2 separate regions of the Homo sapiens genome follow, and region 2 is linked to region 1. The links are chromatin loops, found by intact Hi-C in ENCODE. Cell type or tissue: psoas muscle. All regions are shown on one strand. Links, peaks and the distances in the headings refer to the core of each region. The heading gives the core; the rest is flanking DNA. Region 1 overlaps CAMTA1 (calmodulin binding transcription activator 1). Region 2 overlaps CAMTA1 (calmodulin binding transcription activator 1).

Evidence for each region. Peaks named below come from ENCODE experiments on the same cell type or tissue, not always from the same donor. Only the 100,000 strongest peaks of a DNase experiment are listed, where the experiment ranks them.
Region 2: it touches region 1 in a loop (2.2-fold over the local background); 1 of 110 quality-filtered maps calls a loop at or near these places.

Annotation. Positions count from the first base shown.
Region 1 is chr1:7,005,643-7,010,029 of GRCh38, forward strand. All of the region lies in intron 3 of CAMTA1 (calmodulin binding transcription activator 1), which reads left to right. CAMTA1-AS3 (CAMTA1 antisense RNA 3) reads right to left here. Exons shown (of 2, transcript NR_182292.1): 2 at 2,734-3,053. Among named protein-coding and RNA genes, the nearest start is that of CAMTA1-AS3, 6.4 kb to the right of the region's middle. In psoas muscle, for the core only: no CTCF peak of the experiment used is centred there; no DNase peak of the experiment used is centred there.
Region 2 is chr1:6,920,922-6,925,308 of GRCh38, forward strand. The region is part of intron 3 of CAMTA1 (calmodulin binding transcription activator 1); the gene reads left to right. Among named protein-coding and RNA genes, the nearest start is that of CAMTA1-AS3, 91 kb to the right of the region's middle. In psoas muscle, for the core only: no CTCF peak of the experiment used is centred there; a DNase peak (open chromatin) is centred at 1,830.

The DNA.
Region 1 (4,387 bases), core at 92-4,091:
CACAAGGAAGTATGGGATACAAAGGGAATACATAGGTATTTCCTACGTACGTAGGTATTCCCTCCAGTCTAGGATGGCTTGGGAAGGCTTCCTCGAGGGAGGGACCCCAGTCCAGAAGGACACAAAGAAGAGAAAAGGGGAAAAGTTGTTTCTGGCTAGAGCTACTTTGAGTCCTGTGTACTTGAGTACCAAATGGATGCGGCACTGAAACACATACAGCCATTTGCAGAATCCAAGTGGCTCAACAGGGTCTGGAGGGGTGGCCCCTCAGTGGAGGGATTGCTGCCCCAGATCTGGCTGTACGGAGTTGGTGTGGGATAGACCAGGGCAGGGTCTGTTGGCGGATTTTGGTGTTGGAAGAACAGAGAGGACAGGGAAGGTAGCATTGGGTGTGGAGCATTTGGAAGGATGGAGAAGCAGGGTGGGGTCTGTGCCAGTCACAGTGTCTCTGGGTTTAGCTAGATGTGGAGGAAAATGGGAAGGGCTTCGTAGACCTGCCCATAGTATTTGGGTTTGGAAATTTTCCAGATTTAATTCTAGTCTTTCCCTGGGCAATGGGATATCTTCAGATTCTCCCAACTCTATCCTTAAAATCCTGGATGGTAAGATCTGGTAGGCAGAGAGATTTTTAAGAATAGAGTTTACTTTTCCCCATTAAAAACTAATATATGCTTATTACGGAAAATTTATAAAGTACATAAAAGCAGAAAGAAGAAAATAAGAGGTGGTATTTTACTGGATTGTGGATTAGTCCTAGAAATTCTATGGAATGGTGGGTGGCCAGATTTATTCCATTCATTGTTTATTTGATGGGAAAAAAACCCAAGCAGCCCAACCCTGTACTGTTTTCAGAATCACCCCAAGGCCTGGGTTCAGAATATTAGCTTGTTAATTATCAGGAAAATGATAGAGCTGAGAAGAAATTCACCCATCTCTAAGGCCAGCTGGAGAACCCAGTTGAGGTGGGCTGAGATGGAAATGACCTTCTCCAAAGCACTGAGCCCCATGAATCATCCCTGGGGCACCTATTAGCTGTGAGCTCCATTCATCCTTCCCGGAGGACTGTCCCCACCTGACCGGTCACAGCTCACCCCAACCCAGAGCCTCTGAGGGCTGGAGCCTCTCTCCATCTGAGCCCTAAGCTTCCTTTTCCCCTTGTTCCCACACTAACATTCTATGATTTCCCCCTTAACCTCTTCATGACATCAACCAGTGGAGACCTTGTATGATTTCTAGAGTTCTTTTTTTCCCGGTTGGAGGACTTACTTATTTACTCTGGTTGACATTCTGCTTTCTTTCAGGAAGGATTTGTGAGAGCCTAGCACAAAATTCACTTTCTTAACAAGAATGTCAGATGGTAGTAAAAAAAAAAAAAAAAAATAAGAATTTTTGGATACGGTATTAATAATGTTACGGAATGGGCTTTCAGTTTGGCCACAGGTGTCCTGGTAGTCAGGGCCAAGGGGATGGATGATGGCTCGTGGTTGTTTGGTGGGCACCATGCTACCTCTGAGAAGAGAGGTGCTCTGCTGCTGGCTGCGGCAAGGAACTGATCACATAGGATCTCACGTGGGGAGCATCGACCAGGAGAGGGGTCCACATTGTCACAGCAGCTTGGAGCGTGGAAGCACACATATAATCATCACTTAACTAAAGCTGAGGCCAGATAGAGGAGACTTGGAAGTGAGGGACCCGAAAATGGGAACCCTTGCTAAGGACACAGGCAGCTGTACGCCAGAGCCTGTGGGCCACCCCGAGGAAGTGACCCCTATGAGCCAGCCTTGTGGGGCAACAGAATGTCACACCCAGGTCCTTCCCTCGCCTCGAGAACCCCAAGCGAATTCCCACTTCCCACAGGAAGTAGTTCAGACCCTTGGGATACCTGGCGTGGTCCTCCTGACCGGGGCTCAGTTTACCTCCTGCTTCAGCCCTTACTCGCCTCCTCCAATCCCAAACTCCTCCCATCCTCAGGTGACCTGGTGCTTGACCCAGACTGCCGAGGGGTGGCCGGGCCCTGTCAGTGCTGCGGAGGTGAGCTCCTTCTGAAAGGACCCCCTGTGGGGCTCCCGGGGCGTCGCTTCTGCCTCTTCCAGTGCTTTCCGACCCTGTGCTTTTCTACCGACTTCTGGGCCGGGTCATCCACTCCTCCAGAAGAGAGGCCAGGGAGCATTCCATCAGCCCCACCTCTCCAGAGGCCCGGCACACAGTAGGCACTCAATGGTTGTAAACTGTATCCACCTACAAAGCCCCTAGAGCTTGTGAGACCCGGGAAACAGCGTTCCATACAATTGAGTGACAGAGCCCTGCGTGGAAAGGGAGGCCCGTGTTGGTGCCCTGTCCTCATCCAGTGGGAGGGGAGGAGAGACCTGGAAGGAAGATGGGAGTCCCACCCCAGCCTGCGTGTTTCTCTGGGAAACAGGTTTCAAGTGCAGGGAGGTGGTGGAGGGCTGACTTCATGGCCAGCACTGTCCTGGGCACCGTGGGTCGTGGAAGGGAGGTGGAGCTCGGTTTTCCGTCTGGGCCTCAGGTGGACTCAGAGGAGGTTCTTAGAGAACCATACAGGGCATATCAGGTAAGCACGGGTACACAATGCAGAGAAACAGTGCTTGCTGCAATTAGAGAAAGCAGAGAAATAGGAGCTGGAGTGGTCACTAAAGGCACGAACGGCCTTGACGGTGGAGTGGGGAGAGGCAGACACATTGCCGGCACAAAGAGCATGCTGGATGACAGGTTTCGTGGCTTGTTTGTTGCTTTAATTGATGTGGACAGGGGATTCCAGGTAGGAGAATCCAGGCAGGCTAGGAAGGAGCTTGGCTCTGTGTGGGGCATGAGAAGACGTGCTGGTCTTAGCGGAAGGTCCCCAGAGGAGGGGAGGCTCAGGGGCCGGCAAGGTGGCTGAGCCTCGAGCACCCTCCACAGAGCACCGTGCCAGGGGCCTGGGGCGCATGTTGTAACCTGGCTGTCTACACTAGATGAATAGAACTTTCACAGGTTAGTGGCTTCATCTTGATTGTTTAAATTTCATAAGGCGTTGGGACCCCTTACGAGTAGCTCTGAAAGGGAATGGATTGCTAATAAATGCAAACTGTAAAATATTCATTTGAGATGATTATTTTATATTATTGCATAAGTGCAAAATGAATGAACTTTCTGCTTACTTATGGTGGAATCCACAACCATCTGAGCTATTTAGTGAATGAAATATTTAACCTAATTTCTATGCCTTAAGTGACCTAAGGATAAATGTTATGGTTTAATGTTTTAGTGTTAGAGAAGGAACTAAGGGAAATAAACAGACTTCGAGGCCTCCTGCTGGCTTCCAATGGGGAAGGAGCATCTCCTGGGCCAGGAGTCCTTGGGAGCCTCCAGCATCTTCCCGCCCCTCACGGAGGGTCAGCGGCCATGCCCAGCCATGCTGCCAGGACCTGGGGAGAGCAGTACCCTCAGCCCTCACTCTCAGGAGCTCAGGGCTGGGGAGGGGACAGCAGGGGCCTTGGCCATGTCCCTTCCCTTTCTGGGCCCCGTTTACTCCTCAGAACAAGGCAGGCTCGGACCAGGAACTCCTGGGGCTGTCAGCTCCAATGTGGCAGAGTTGTGAGTGCTGGAGGCTGCTGGGAGGTTTCTGGGGGGCTAGGACTAGGATGGCTGCCAGGACTTGAGGGTGGAGGCAGGGACAGAGATTCCCCAGAGGCGGCATCGTGGGTGGGAAGGCAGGAAACCCGGGTCTGTGTCCTCCTGGGGCAGTGTGGTTCCAGGACCCAGGTCCAGCTCAGTGGCCAAGGAAAGCCCTTGCCTGCCTGGGCCTCTCTGTGCTGCAGTGTCCCTGTCCGGCCCCCTCTTCACTTTTGCATCTGATGCATCTGCACTGCCAGGGCTGCCAGGCCTGTTTTGCTGCCAGGTGCCCTGTGTTGCCGTAGCCCTTGAAGAAGGACCACCGCAGCCTCAGAAAGGGGCAAGCATCACACTGCGGCATCACGGACACCTGCAGCTCCAGGAAGCTCGGGGGCGAGTGTGAGCCCTGCTGCTTCTGTCCCCCAGAGCCCCGGTCCGGGCTGCACTCCCAACCTTGCCTCCCAGCTTGACGTGCACTGCTGATGAGTTGGTCCGTGCAGAGCCTCTAAGGCAGCTTGGACATGGGGAGCTGTGGGTTTGGTCCTGCTTTGTGCCCAGGGCTCTGGGTTCAGGTAGCCAGTGCTGAGCCCTCTGTCACTGCAGCATGGGGCTGCTTTCCCTGCGGTCCTCGTGCTTGGGCTCTAGCTTGGTCCAAAAGGCTTTCCTCAGGGAGCTCCCCATTTGAGCTCTGGGCCTTGGCAGGGATTGGAGCACCATCCCTTGGAGGTGTTGGCGCTGTCCAGGTGCCGGCCAGTGTGGAAGGAGCTGGCTGCTG
Region 2 (4,387 bases), core at 268-4,267, 85 kb before region 1:
GATGGAAGAGGCTAGCATGAAGACCTCTGACAAGCCCTAGAGACATTTTCCCCATTGTCTTGGGGACTAACATTCGGCTCCTCGTTATTTATGCAAATTTCTGCAGCAGGCTTGAATTTCTCCTCAGAAAATGGGATTTTCTTTTCAATTGCATTGCAAATTTTCCAAACTTTTATGCTGTTTCCCTTTTGAAACTGAATGCCTTTAGCAGCACCCAAGTCACATCTTGAATGTTTTACTGCTTAGAAATTTCTTCTGCCAGATAACCTAAATCATCTTTCTCAAGCTTGAAGTTCCACAGATCTCTAGGGCAGGGGCAAAATGCCACCTTTTTGCTAAATGTGGCAAGATGCCACTCTTTGCTAAAACTTAACAAGAGTCACCTTTATTCCAATTCCCAACAAGTTTCTCATCTCCATCTGAGACCACCTCAACCTGGACCTTATTGTTCATATCATTAAGCATTTTTTGTCAAAGCCATTCAGCAAGTCTCTAGGAAGTTCCAAACTTTTGCACGTTTTCCTGTCTTCTTCTGAGCCCTCCAAACTGTTCCAGCCTCTGCCTGTTACCCAGTTCCAAAGTCACTTCCACATTTTTGGGTATCTTTTCAGCAATGCCCTACTCTACTGGTACCAATTTACTGTATTAGTCTGTTTTCACACTGCTGATAAAAGACATACCCAAGACTGGGCAATTTACGAAAGAAAGAGGTTTAATTGGACTCACAGTTCCATGTGGCTGGGGAGGCCTCACAATCATGGTGGAAGGCAAGGAGGAGCAAGTCACATCTTACATGGATGGTGGCAGGCAAAGAGAGCTTGTGCAGGGAAACTCCCCCTTATAATCCCGTCAGATCCCCTGAGACTTATTCGCTATTATAAGAACAGCATGAGAAAGACCCGTCCCGCTAATTCAGTCTTCTCCCACTGGGTCCCTCCCACAACACATGGGAATTATGGGAGCTACAAGATGAGATTTGGGTGGGGACACAGAGCCAAACCATATCAGTGGGGCTGACCCAGGATGGCCAACTTCTGATTTGACCAAATGAGGCCATTAAAAGCCAGTTGTCAGCTACTGTATCATCATTTCATAAAATGAAATAAAGGAAAGAATATTTTGACACCAACAATATAAGAAGGCCATCATTTCAAGATACAAAATATTTCTTCAGTTGATTATAATTGGTTTTATGAAGGATTTGCTCCACTATACCTGTTTTTTTAACTCCCCCTTTTTCCTTATTTCTCTTTTTTTTGCCAAAAACTCACACAATTCTGTTCTGGGTCCCCAGGCCTCTAGTTTCAGATGAGCAAAAGCAGGTGCAGAGGGAAGGGACCTGGCCAGGGTCCACAGCTAGTGAGATTTGTGTATTGTTTCAGTTATTTCTGGCTTCATAACAAATCTCTCCTGACTCAGCAGTGTGAAACAACAGTCATTTATTATTATCACCTCTCTTGGTTCTGGGGCTGGCCCAAGCAGCTTCACTTGGGGTCTCAGTGCTGTTGCAGTCAGATAGTGGCTGGGCTGTCATCTTAAAGGCTTCTCTGAGTGGGTCTGGGAAGATGCAAGCATTTGGGGACAGAGCAGCCAGGGCTCCTCTGGCATCCCTTTCTCCATGTGGTTTTCAGCATGACGGCTGCAGGACAGCCACATTTCTCCCCTGGGGCCTCAAATGCATGTCCTGAGAAAAGCCGGTGGATGCTGTGTTGCCTTTCATGAACTGGCCTTGAAAGTCACACGGCATCCCTCCTGCCGAGTTCTATTAGTTACAAGTGAGCCATTAAGGCCAGCCTGTATTCAGTGGGAGGAGAATTGGCCTCCACTTCTTGGTGGGAGGAGTGCCAGAGGATTTGCAGACATGTTTTAAAACCACAGTGTGGATCCAATAGGCTAAGTCCAAAGCGCCCTAGGGAGGGCCAGGTTTTAATTTGGAGCGCTGGGATCTTGGAACACACCCCCTTCCGTTAAGTGTTCCAGGAATGAGTCTGCTGGAGGATCACTCCGGTGACGGTGGCAAGCTCTGCTTCCTGGTCCCTGCTTGCACTTGTATGAAGTGATAAATTTCACGAATAAGGTAGATTCCATCAAATAAGTATCAATTAAGCTGTTTTATGATCTAGTTGAGATGATGAATTAAAGTCGATTTAGATAAATGATCAGTAAAAGAACAGAGACTTCAGGAAGACAGCATAAACTCTCTGAATTGCAGGCACTCACTCTTCATCAGAAAGCAGCCTCCCACACTTGTGCACTTGTTGAGCGCTTGCTGTGTGCATAGATAGCACTGGCTGGTGCTGTCCGACCAGTGATGGCTGCAGTGGTATGTGGAAGCGAGAGGGGTCCCAGTTTGCACTCCTGAGTATCTGTGATCCAATTCGGGTCATCCCTGTGCCATCTGTTAGGATCTGAGTGTGGGAAGGGGGAGCACTGATCTCTTTTCAATCCCCATTCCTGGGTGTGGGCTACCTGCTTTCAGTTTCAGGGAACAGAGATGCCCTCAAGGTTCCTGTTTAGAGGGGTTTATTGTAAGAGTTCTCTGAAAGATGAGGAAGAGAACTAGACCATCCCAAAGCCACGAGGCCCAGCCCCTGGCTCAGTGCCGGCAGCCCTCCTTGTTGCTTCCAGGGAGGCCTGGCTTATTCAAGGTCCACAGGTGTGAAATGGAGGGTGGCGGGGCTGGGGGCTTCTGGTATGCAGGAAGAGGGCAGCCACACTGGTGGTTTCCTGTGGCGGTGAGCTGGGGGTGTTGGGGTCAGCCTGGGAAGCGGGGAGTCCATGTGAGTGACCAATGTCCTAGATCCTCTCCTTCTTTCATGGATAGTAAGCACCTGTCCTATGTCAGGCACGCCTCTAGAAACAGGGCAGTGAACAGATAGACACCTTTACCTTCCCATGAGACTGCCAAGAAGGTGATGTCCTCTCTCTGAATCCCCTAGACCTGCCAATTTGGTGGATAATTGTTTTCTATCACAGCTCTTGGCAAAAGGAAGGGGAAAAACAATTCCCCAAGGTGTAGAATTCACCAGAGAGAACCCCCATTACTCGCCCAAGACCATTAGGCTGGTCTGTGACTTCCAAAATGAAGGGGCTACCTGGTTGTGTCCACAAGAAGAAAATGGAGGCTTACCCAGAGTCAGTAAGAGACTGTTAGGAACGCAGGCTGAGCCTGGCTGGCCACACGGCATGACTTTGTTCATGTCATGAATATTTATTGAACACCTGCCACATGCCAGGCACTGTTCCCGGGACTGGGTGTGAATAGTGCACAAGAGGGAAGCCTCCCTGCTCTCTTGGCGCTTACCTTCTAGCTGGGGAGACTGGAAACATAAAGATGGTGCAAAGGCCGAGTGGAGAAAAACCAAACTGCCAGGAGGGGCTCAGGCTGGGAGGGGATCAGGCCAGCTGGGAGGGGGTCAGGCCAGCTGGGAGGGGGTCAGGCCAGCTGGGAGGGGCTTGCTGAGCGGACCTTGAGCAGCCTCCTGCAGGGTCCTGGAGTCAGTGGTGCCCACCCCACCCCTGAGCTGGGGCTGAGGGCTCCACGACTTTCATCCCCTTGGGGTGCAGGGAGGTGACCAGGGGCGGCCCTCCCTGGCCTGGCTTCTCCCTCTTTCACCCACTGAGTGTCGACTCTGCCTTTCTGATCTGGGTCCCTGTGAGGAGGAAATATATATTTAGACTCTTCTGTACTTTCCGTGGTAACAGCCGCTTTATTCCTGGTGAAGAATGAGGAAAATGGGTCAGCTGTATTTACTAAGAAGCATGTTCCAGCTTCTTTTCCGAGGCTATTTATAAACTTTAAAAAATGCGAGCTAAGTTTTTGCATCTTATTGGAAGCCGGAGTGCCTATGAATACCCTTTCTATTACTATACCGGGGAATCTAGCACTTCGGAATTGAAATGCGTTGAGTAGGGCAGATAGGAATCTTGCAAATAGTGATTTTGATGAACTCTGGCAGCCCACATTTGCCTCTTGGTCTGATTTCTCTGGGAGTTTTTTCATGTGACATTGGTGTAGCTTTCTTGGATATGGTTGGGGGGGACTGTGCTGTGGCTACAAACAGCTGACTGGCTATGCTGGCCCTTCACGGCCGGTGTGCTGACAACTTTATCTGGCCTTGGAGCCTTGAGGAGGGGCTGCTGCCAGTGACTGGGCCCTGCTTTTGACCAGCCTTGCACACTGGGCAGTGGGCAGGGGGCCCAAGGGCAGAAGGGCCTCCTGAGCATGGGGACTTGGAGAAGCCATTTCTGAACCTGCTCCATCCCTGCCTTGTCTCTAGGGGGAATGGGGCCATGAGGCCTCTAGAAGCTTCGCCTTGGCCCAGGCCTCTTTCCCACATTTCTTGATGGGCCAAGAGCCGCCAGCAGCCCTCCTGTCTCTCATGCC